2 separate regions of the Mus musculus genome follow, and region 2 is linked to region 1. Evidence: chromatin loops called from intact Hi-C (ENCODE). Cell type or tissue: left cerebral cortex. All regions are shown on one strand. Each heading gives the region's core, and the rest is flanking DNA. Links, peaks and the distances in the headings are about the cores only.

Region 1 (5,378 bases), core at 290-5,289:
AGCAGAAACAGCAAGGCTCAGCCAAATTGGCACCAGTTAGCAGAAGCGGCCAGAATCAGCCGGAATACCATGAGAAGTTCTTTGGTGTGTTTCTCTCTACAAAGTGAACACCAGCAAAGAAGTACGTGGTACTGCAATGCAAGCGCGTTTTCTCAGTGTTTGTGGGGCTCTATTTATATTCTTCCTAAATATCATGAGTCCGCTCAAGTGTTTATGTTCAGTAAAACGTCACATGCCCTCTCACAAGACAGCGTCCAGAAAAACATCACTCGATGTAACCGAACTGTTAAAGAAACCAGAAAGTTCCATCTTAGTCCCCAGCATCTAGGGGTGTGGAGACATCACCACCTGTGCTCTCTGGGCCCCTTGTGGCCTTCTCTCTATGGGACTCTGCTTCCTAGTCCTCTGGCAGGGCACTGCAAATGGAGAGGAACACAGGTGAGAAGGAACAGGGCAGTCAATGTCCTGGTTTCTGCTTCTAGGTCACCCTGGATTGGTTGCTTTTTGTTCTTTAGTTTTTTTTTCCCCCGCCCCATGTGGATGCTGGGATTTGAACTCAGGACCTTCGGAAGAGCAGTCGGTGCTCTTAACCACTGAGCCAACTCACCAGCCCCGGATTGGTTGCTTCTTAACAGGTCAGTTCTTCCTGGATGGCTGCTCTCTACAAATCTATTTCTGGCTTTGGCACTTCTGTTCTCCTGATGCTGCTTCTCCCACTAACACCATCACTCTGTGGCCTGCGAATAGAAGGCCAATACCTGGTAATATTATCTTTGTAAATATAACCTCCTTCAGTTATCCTGATTTGAGAGCTATTTGCTTCTCTGCTGTAAATGCAAGGCTAAGAGTGACAAGAAAGGTTGAGAAATGAGAAAGCCTACTCTAAAACTCTAACACGAACATCTTACAATAGGAATTAGCATGCTCTCTAAGGTAGTGAACAGATAAAAATCACTGCACTGCAAGGTTCACCAAGACACAAGCCTAGAAATGTTAGCCACGAGGGAGATAGCTTTTTTGTAACCACTAGATCAGAAGACCCAGTCAGAACAAGTGAATTAGGTACTCTCCTAAACCAGCAGTGTTCTACAGTCTTTCATACCGAGTCCCTGACAACAGTCATCCACAGGGAAAAGCTTGTAATTAATGTCTTTCCCAAGAAAAGTGAACAAATTCAGTTGTCTTTATTTTCTTGTAATTTGCTATTTGGTGTATTTGTGTATGTAATTAGTTCCTTTTAGTTATAGCAGTATGGCTACATGTAGAACTGAGCGAAATGATTCATGTGGGCTTGAAGAAAGGCTCTAATTTTCTGGGTATATACAAAGAGAGAAAGACGATATAAAGAAATCTTCTTTTAGAGTATGCATTTCGTTTTTCCAACTAAGTAAATAAACAAACAAAACCCCACACCAAAACAACAGAAGCGATGGCCAATGAATTTCACACTCTTTCAGACATCTGTTTTAGCCAAAAGAAGGTAGGGTTCCTCTGTTCTCTGAAGTGCCCTGGCTGCATGATCCAGGCGAGTCACTCTTTGTTTTAGCTTCTTCTGGTGTGAAATGTGAGGGGAAAGCTGGATGAACTTTTAGAGATGGAATCACAAACTGCCTATTAAAAGTAACCTAAAAGCTAGTTTTACTTCACATCTTACAAAGGTCAGTTACAATTTATTTAAAATCTTCTCAGCTCAATGTAATAATAGCAACTGAGAGAAAAACTGGAGTATAAATACAGAAGTATACTGGTTTCATAGTATAGAGTGTCTTACCTGCACCTAGCCTGGGACAATATTTTGACTTTGCAGCTACAATTAAAACACAGTCGTAGCTAACATCAAGTAGTGTTCAGCTTCATTGTAATTTATGAAACACACATGCCAAACATAGCGCTGAAGACCACCTGTCCTGGAGCTGCAAACCCAGAATTAGGCCTGCGTCCATTTCCTGTAATATTCCTGTAATTCCTGGTGGCCAAGCCCTTCTTTGGACACAAAGTGTCAAGGAACACCTCTGAGGCTCACAGACGTGAAACAGTGCCTGGCTTCAGAACTCAAACCACGCTTTCCCTAGTATACCGATTTCCCTTTCCATGCTCAAGGTGAGCATGATCAAGTAACAGCACCGGATGGATGCTAGGCAGCAGCAAACAGCTTCGTTTGCTCAGAGTTCTGTGGGTCCAGTCACAGTGGTGGCGGTTTATAAATAAGGCATCTCAGTGAGATGTAAGTGACTTACCCAAGGTTACATGGCTGTTAGTGGCAGAGCCAGTGTCTTTCCAATCAATTTCTGAAACAGATAGTCTCCTGGATCGATATTCACAATCCAGCTGTGGCCAAGAAGGAAATAAACACCATCAAACACGTCTCTCCATTGGCGGGCGAAACACAGTAACTTATTTCGGCAGTGAAGAAACTTCCAATACTTAACATTGAAAAGAAATTTCGGAAAGCTGTTCATGCAATGTAATTGTGTGAGGCAAATTTACATAATTTACTTAACAAGTAGAGGATTTTGCAGAAGCTAAAACAAATCAGCCTGGAAAACTTCTAACAATTGTATATTTTAAACCTCCCCCTCCATGTAAGTAATTCACTCAGCAAACTACTGCTTTTACTGACATAATTTTCTAACCAATATGGAATAATAAATGACATATTGCTATTCTAACTTTAACCGAAATTACAGCCTAAGGGGTGATTATGTAAATTAGTCAAACACAGTGGGCAGAAGAGTACCATGAAAAGATGCGACAACGTGGCTTGACCTATATATTCTCCAAAGCAGTTTCCTGCCCTGGTCCTCCTTTTTTTTTTTGGCTACTGTTTTCCTATTGTTGCTTTAAAGTAGGCTTATTCGGTTCCCTTAGAAAGTAACTTAGCGATTACAGTTAAGTAAAATTAGTACACCGCTAGGGCATCCTCCGAGTTTCCAGAGTTACCATGGTAAAGGAATGAAGGGTCAAACTTTCTCTTTTTAATCAATATAGCAATCCATACACAGAATCAGACCAGTAGAGTAGAAAGTACAAACTCAGACAGAAAAGGGGGTAAATCCAGTAATTGCCTTGGGCCATGTAGACTGAAAGCAAATTCCTGTCCACTGTCAGCAACCTTTGGTGGGGGTGGCTGCCTGGACCTAATTAATCACCCAGGCCTCGGACTCCAAACAACGATCGGGATGCCCCAGGTCTGGAAAGGTGGGCACTTTCACCAATGGTCTCAGCGATCTCTGGAAAGATCAGTCAATCCCAGAGGATGTGTACGTGTGGGAGGCCACGATTGCTATTTTTCGTTTGCGCTGGCATTTCCTACACCACGCAGTGCTTAAAGGACGGGGGATTAAAGAAACTTAAGCTCCATCCTGGCTGGCCTAAGCGCTTTCACGTCTCCAGAAGGCAAAGGCGCTTCAGCGGGACCTGGGGAGCAACGGGACCCCCACCCCCAGCGGCACGGCGGGCCCGGGGTCTCCACAGGCCCGACAGAGGGACGACAGTACACACAGGGCCCTGGAGCTCAGGCTCGGGTGCGTGGCAGTGCCGCGGGCGTCACCGGCGAGGAGGAAGCGGGCGTCACCAGCGAGGCCGCACATGGCCGGCGGCGCTCAAGCGGAGGGGCGGCCCGGGGCGCGGTACCTGCGGTCGGGCGGCGGGCTGCTGCTCCTGCGAGCCTCCTTTGGCCGGCCGGGACCCCACCGTACCCTCGCCCTCGTCCGCCTCGCTCCCGACTCCTTTCCCTCTCTTTCCCCCTTTTTGCCCCTTCCTCGGCCGTGGCTCCAAGATGGCGGCGCCGAGACAGATCACGTGAGCGGCGAGCCGGTCAGGTGAGCCTGGAGGCGCGCGGCGTGGGCGGGGCTGTGGTGGGGTGGAGCCACCACAGACCACGCCCTCTGGCAGAAAGGGCCTTAAGGCTCTGGGCAGATGCTGTGGCCATCCAGGTCCTGTCAGAGCTGGTGTTGGTCTAGAACTCAGTTGATATCCACTGTGGCCTCAACCTGCTGGGGCATTCTTCATCCCCTCATTTACCCCATCGTTCTTTACATCCTTGTGCTTGTGAATCTGGCTGGACTTTTTTTTTTTTTTTTTTTTTTAAAGTTTATCGAGGGCTGGAGCGATGGCTGGAGTGATGGCTGGAGCGAGGGTTGGAGCGATGGCTCCGTGGTTGCTCTTATAGAGGACACAGGTTTGGTTTCCAGCACTCATACAGTGGCTCACAACCATGTGTAACTCCACTTCCAGGGACTCAGAAGCTCTGGCCTTCTTCTGACCTCCACAGACTCCAGACACACACATGGTGCTCAGGTATACAGATAAGTAAGCCATTCACACACACAAAATATTATCTACGTATTTATTTATTGTTATTTGTGGAGACTTGTGGTCAGAGGAGAATTTTCAGGAGTCTGTTCTTTCCTTCCATGGTATGGGTTCTGATATTGAACTCAAACCTTCAGACTTGGCAGCGAGTACCTTTACCCATTGAACCACATACCTCCTAGATAAATGCTCTTCCACTGAGCTATTGAGTTTCCTGAAACAACTCATCCTGGCTTCTAATTCCTTATGTAGTTAGCCCAGGCAGACATTTGAAGTTGTGAACCTCCTGCCTCAGCCCTCCAGGGTAGCTTGGGAGAGTAGATGTGTCTCCACCATACCAGGCTCTAATTGGAGCTATTATTTTTTTCAGGCATCGTATGCTGAAAAATGTAGAGGTCCTAACCGTATGTCTGATGAGAGGCAGTGCTGGCTCTGGGTCAAAAATACTTTCTTTTTTTTTTTTATGTTTAAAATTTAAAAAAGCATTTATTGATTCGTGTGTGGAAGACAGAGGACAATTTTCTGGAGTTGGTTCACTTTTTCTCCCGTGTAGGTCCCAAGGGTTGAACTCGGGTTGCAGCTTTGATAGAAAGTTCTTTTACCAACTGAACCTTCTTGCGGTCCTTGAAAGATTTTTCAGGAGTTGTAAGGTCTGACTTGGTGAGCTTGCGGTAATAACTCCGAGCGAGCCGTCATGTTTGTCGTTTGGATCTGTTTCCGTGAAGTATCTGCTCTGCTGTAACAAACCCTGTTGGGTCCTGTGCTAATACCATGAATACAAACTGAGAGAAGCAATCTCACCCAGCTTTCAACCCAAGAATAAGCCGGCAGGTAGGGGCTAGCAGGAATGGCAGAGCCACGAGCTTGGGTCTGGATTCAATGGGTGGGCGTGGCCAGAGGAAGGACTTTAGGGAGGATCGTAGTGATAGCGCCAGGCTGGCCTTGTTAGGTGAGATACCTTTTGGATGTTTCCTGGTATATTTAGAACCCACTTCAAGCAGGTTGGGTTTTGAGTCGTCAAAATACATACGAAAAAGTAATGGTTTAGGTACGGCAGCCATCTT
Region 2 (5,378 bases), core at 175-5,174, 150 kb before region 1:
CTGCCTTCAGTTATTTTAAATATGTATCTATGGATGGAATTGCTGTGTTAGGGACTGTGGTGGTTTGAAAGAAAATGGCCCCCAGAGGCTCTTAGGGAGTGGCACAGTTAGGAGGTGTGCCTTGTCGTAGGTGTGTCTCGGTTGGAAGGAAGTGTTTTTCTGGGACTCTGAGGTTTCAAGTGTGCTCACGCCATAGTGTTACTTTCCCTGCTGCTCGCCTATTGATGCAGAACTCTCAGCGACCTCTCCTGTACCATGCCTGTCTGCACTACACCATGCTCCCTGCCACGATGATGATGGACTAAACTTCAGAACCTATAAGCCAGCCCCAATCAAATGCCTTCCTTTATAAGAGATGCCGTGATCATGGGGTCTCTTCACAGCAATAGAAATCCTAAACCAGACAGTTGCTTTTCTACTACTGTGATACAATACCATGACCAAGGCCATTAATAAAAGAAAGCTTTTAATTTGGAGCTCACAGTTCCAGAGAATTAGAGTCCGTGACCATCATGGTGGGGAGTATGGTAATGAGCAGGCAGGCATGACAGTGCAACAGCAGCTAAGATCTCACGTCTTGAGACAACTACTATTTTGAAAATTCAGAGCCCTAGTGACACACCTCCTCCAAGGCCACACCCCTCCAAGGCCACACCCCTCCAAGGCCACACCTCCTGTAAGGCCACACCTCTTCCAAGGCCACACCTCCTCCAACAAAGCTACAGCTCCTAATCTTTCTCAAATGCCTGTGTCAACCTCTCCATAGTTCTAATAGCATCTGAAACTCAACATACCCGTAGTTAACCCTTGACTTCTTCATCAGCTGTCCCTTCTACTTCTCCTTACTTTGGTAAATGTCACCGTTTATTAACTAGGTCAGAACACAAGCACCTGGACCTGAGGAAATGGTTTAGGTAGTAAAAGTGCCTGTCACCTAAGTGTGGTGACCTGCATTAATATCTCCTCCCCTCAAAAGCCTATCTGAATACAGCCTAGCATCCCAACCCTGGGGAGGCAGACCCAGACAGTCTGTTCAAAGTGCCGCTCTTCAGGTTCATTTCAAGACCCTGTCTCAAAAAATACAGTGAAGAATGACTGAGGAAGACATCCAATTGTTAACCTCTGATCTCCATGTGCACACATATCCAAACACACAAGTACAGTCTTGTGTGGCAGATGCTCCCTAGGAAGACACAATACACATGTCTATCAGCCCAGAAAGGGAACCATAAAGACAGACCAATATAAGAGTCCAACCAAAATCTAAATTTGTGAACCATAGGGTTTTTACTGAGGTTCTCAACAGGAGTGGGTGTGAGGGTTACTCCTAAGAGTAAGAATGACTCAAAGAGCAGACTTTTTGAAAAGTCCATCCCACCATGGGCAGTTGTGGCTCATGAAAGTCGCAGCCCTGGGGCTCCCTCCTGTCAGCTGTTTACTGGAGAACAGCCCTCCAGAATCCCCCAAATTTTCATTCTCCCAGACATGATGCATTTGTTTACTTCTGTAGTGGTTGGAATGAGAAATGTGCACCATTGATGGGTGTGTTTGAACACGTGGTCCCTAACTGGTAGTGCAGTTTGGGGAGGTTATGGAACCTTTAGGGGGTTCATCCTCGCTGGAGGAAGTGCATCAGCAGCAGGGGTGGGCTTTTAAAAGCCTTATCTGCTTCCTGACTGGACTCTGTTCCACATTCCTGGCTGAAGATGCGGTCGTTGTGTTTCTTCCTCCAGCCACCTCCTGACATGCCATTTTGGACTCTTCCCCTGGAACCATAAGCCCCGATAAACTCTTCCTTTTATAAGTTGCTTTGGGGCATGGTATTTTATCACCGACAAAAAGTAGCGGAGGCATGCCCTGACTCTCCTGAGCCTTCCCTTCCAGAGGGAGTGTTTCAGTTCAGAGGCCATTGACATACAGAGCACATAGGCTTGTACATACGCAAACAGGAAAGAAGAGGAGAAGGAAGGAAGGAAGAGATGGAAGGATGCATTTGGTAGAAGCACAGGTGATACACAGCTATTTCATGGCCTCCTTGTGTTGGCCACTGATGTCACTGCTTGCTGCTTATGTGACAGCAGTGGGCCAGTAATCCCAGCACCCACAGGGGCAATGCTTACAGCACTCACTGGTCCCTCTGTCATGCTTATCTCCCAGCCTTTTCCCTGGGCAAGCCATCTTCTCTGCTTAATTGTCCTCAAGTCCCCTGCAGCAGAGCCCTGGCCATCTCCTGTCAGCAGCAGAGGGAGCCATACTCTACCGAAAGAGACTGAGTTCTTCATTACGCTACAAAGCCGAGAAGACCCGTAACTGTTGCTTTGTGCCACACAGTATGTCCTCACAGACAAAGCTTTAATCTCCCTCATCCGTCTTTGTAGCTGGATTCTGGGTCCAGAGGCATGGATTCACTCTGAGAAAGCCTCAGCCAGCTTGGTGGGTGATTTGGGGCTTCAGCGCTATCCTTGCTGCATGCTGTGTTGTGGATTCTCACCTCCCATCCTCAGGGTTCACGCCTTCATGGTTGCTTGCCAGCAGTGCCTTAGCTATGGTGTTTCCGCTGATCAGTTATGTCATGGCTGGCAGCATGAAAGTCTCCAACAAAGGCAGAATGCAAGAGGCGGGCCAGCTGGGCAGTCTCCGACCCCAGCAGCTGTAGATGGACGCTAGATTGCTTGGTTGGGACTTCTTGTAGCTAGGAAGCTTCCTGGCAGGGCAGTGTGTTAAGCTCTTCCCTGACCTCTTTACTTCTGGTGTTTTTGCTGTATAAGCTTTCAAACAGAGCAATGGACTCCCGTCCCACATCAAACTCAGTGTGTGAGCAGTTGATTAGTGATGACAGAGCCTGAGATCCCAATTGACAAACGTTTCTTCAACAACACGGCCATCGTTTGGGGACATGGCAAGTTTGCTTGTAGGCCACTACAGTAAAGCCAACCACATGCTCTCCACCCAACATGTATAAAAGTGGTGCTTACAGGACTAGAGAGATGGTTTACTGGTTAGCAGCACTCCCTGCTCTTGTAGCAGACCGAACGGAGGTTTGGTTCTCAGGATCTCAGGAGTCTCACAACCTTCTAAAACTCCAGTTCTGGGGCATCCAATACCACCCTCTGTCCTCTGGGGGGCGCCCACATGCACATGTACACACTCAAGTACATATATGCAAAATAATGTAAAGACATGCAAAACAGTGTAAAAATAATATTTTACATTTATGGGTAGTGCTCTGGTTAGGTTTTGTTTGTTTGTTTTACAAGGTTGCTACAAGCCATTGTCCCCTGGAAAGCAGGTCTCTCGATTGAGAAAATGCTTTCATCAGATTGTCCTGTAGGCATGTCTATGGGACACTTTCTTGATTGATGATTGATGAGACAGCCCAGCTGACTGTGTGTGGCATCGCCTCTCGGCAGGTGGTCCTGAGCTGTATAAGGAAGCAGGCTGAGCAAGCCGCTGGGAGCAAACCAATCAGTAGCGTCCCTTTGTCATCTGCCCTTCAGTTCCTGTCTCTAGGTTCCTGCCTTGAGTTCCTGCCCTGACTTCTCTCAGTGATTAACTGTACAGTAGAAGCTAAATAAGCCCGTTCCTTTGGAATTACTTTTGGCCACGGTGTTTAGCACAGCCACAGAAAATTAGTGTTTACTCTATTATGTGGTTTAGACCACATTATATGACCAGGCTGGGCAACCCAGAAAGACATAGATATGTAAACATATAAATAGACAGGTGTGGCAATGCCTGCCTGTAATCCTAGCACTTACATGTCCAGGGCAAGAGGATCAGGAGTTTGAGGTCTGGACTGCATATCAAGATCCTGTCTCAATTTAAAATCTAAAATAATGAATGCATGTGGAGAAGGAATTTAGAATCCTAGCTAGCCCCTATACAAGACATAGAAGCCAGATATTTTTATTTATAAGCCATACGCCTCACTTGGGCCAGTTTGGAGCTCTACTTATTCTCCAGCTGTAACATGCTTGTCACATGTTGTTTCTCCTGGCCACGTGCTCATGGTCTATCTCCTCTCATGGTGGCCGCCCTCTGTGGCTGCCGTCTGTCTTCTTTCTTCTTCTCCTCCCTCTACCTGCAACTTCCCCCTATCCCCGCCGCCCCACTTGATCCTCAAGTCTCACCTCTCTCCCTCCACTGCCCAATCACAGGCTCTAGCCTTTTATTGACCAGTTAAATTGGGGAGCAAGGTTCACATAGCATCACTTGATGTCGGTGAGGATCTGCTTGCTGGGGGCAACCAGGTACTTGTTGAGAAGCCAGTATTTAGTATTGAAATACAAGCAGCATCAGACCAACCCACTACATGCATGGATGGATGGGCGAATGGATGGATGGGCAGATGGATGGATGGATGGATGGATGGATGGATGGATAAATGAGCTATTCTATATCCACTCAGTGTACGATGGCATACTCAGTCCTCGGGAGCACAAGTGACAAGCACTCAGAATCAGCTCTAAGCATCAAGGCTCGGTCAGCTCCTCTGCCACAGCCCTGACCTTGTTCCATTTGACCCCCCCCCCCCATGATATTTAAATCTCATAACTCTGATCTGTCCAGAAAGAAATCTTAAATTTAAGGTGATTTTTAGAAATGCATTTAACCGGTCTAATGCCCACACTTGTTACACCAGAATGATGAGGGAAATGGAGGCAGGAATATCCTGAATTTCAAGGCTAGCCTAGATTACAATGTAAGCCAAGGCCAGCTTGAGCCACATAGTGAGACCCTGCCCTCAAAAGCCCAAGGGGCAGACAGGTAGCCTGATGAGAGAGCACTTGCCTGACAGGTGCAGGGCTTGGGTTTGGTTCCCCAATGTTGGAAAAAAAAAAAAAAAGCAAAAATTGAACAAATACAAGCTATTGATCTCAATTTCACTTTGTAAATCAGAGAAAATTACTATTCAGTGTGAGGAGATTTCTTACATCTATGTGTTCATTCATAATTAAGGCAACTGTGTCACACAGGAATGTACGCATATGAATATATGTATATACATGCACAGCTCTCGTATCAAGATAAACGCGGTGGAAAAGGACCAAATGCTTTTACCTATTATTTTTTTGTGAATTAAAGTCATCCCTCTTATCTTGCAGTTAGCACCCCAAATCAAAAGTTATTAACATCAATGAGTCAATCAGCAAGCACATTTAGAGCGGTGGAAGGGGAGATGTGCTTGTTATGTTTCTTGAAAAGATGGACGCTCAACAAGCAGATAGTTCCAGAAATGCCCCCAATCCCCATTCCCTAGTGAAATCTCCCAGGCTCCACTCACGGACCCATCTACCCCTGGAGGAGACTGACTGAGGAGAAACAAAATGGAAGATGTGGGCAGGCGGGCTATCGATAGGGGTCTCCTTCCTCAGAAA

What was found. Hi-C counts contacts between places; a loop is a spot of excess contacts. Peaks named below come from ENCODE experiments on the same cell type or tissue, not always from the same donor. Only the 100,000 strongest peaks of a DNase experiment are listed, where the experiment ranks them.
Region 2: it touches region 1 in a loop (3-fold over the local background); 3 of 42 quality-filtered maps call a loop at or near these places.

What each region holds. Positions count from the first base shown.
Region 1 is chr7:35,799,201-35,804,578 of GRCm38, forward strand. It overlaps Zfp507 (zinc finger protein 507), which reads right to left and starts at 3,789. Exons shown (of 7, transcript NM_177739.3): 1 at 3,634-3,789; 2 at 2,238-2,328. E130304I02Rik (RIKEN cDNA E130304I02 gene) reads left to right here and starts at 3,392. Exons shown (of 3, transcript NR_033567.1): 1 at 3,392-3,821. In left cerebral cortex, for the core only: a CTCF peak has its summit at 2,908; DNase peaks (open chromatin) are centred at 2,953, 3,355, 3,578 and 3,811; H3K4me3 peaks cover 2,001 bases; H3K27ac peaks cover 1,113 bases.
Region 2 is chr7:35,648,662-35,654,039 of GRCm38, forward strand. No RefSeq gene overlaps it. Among named protein-coding and RNA genes, the nearest start is that of Pdcd5, 3.9 kb to the left of the region's middle. In left cerebral cortex, for the core only: CTCF peaks have their summits at 2,238 (motif pointing right) and 3,119 (motif pointing right); DNase peaks (open chromatin) are centred at 2,267 and 3,076; H3K4me3 peaks cover 203 bases.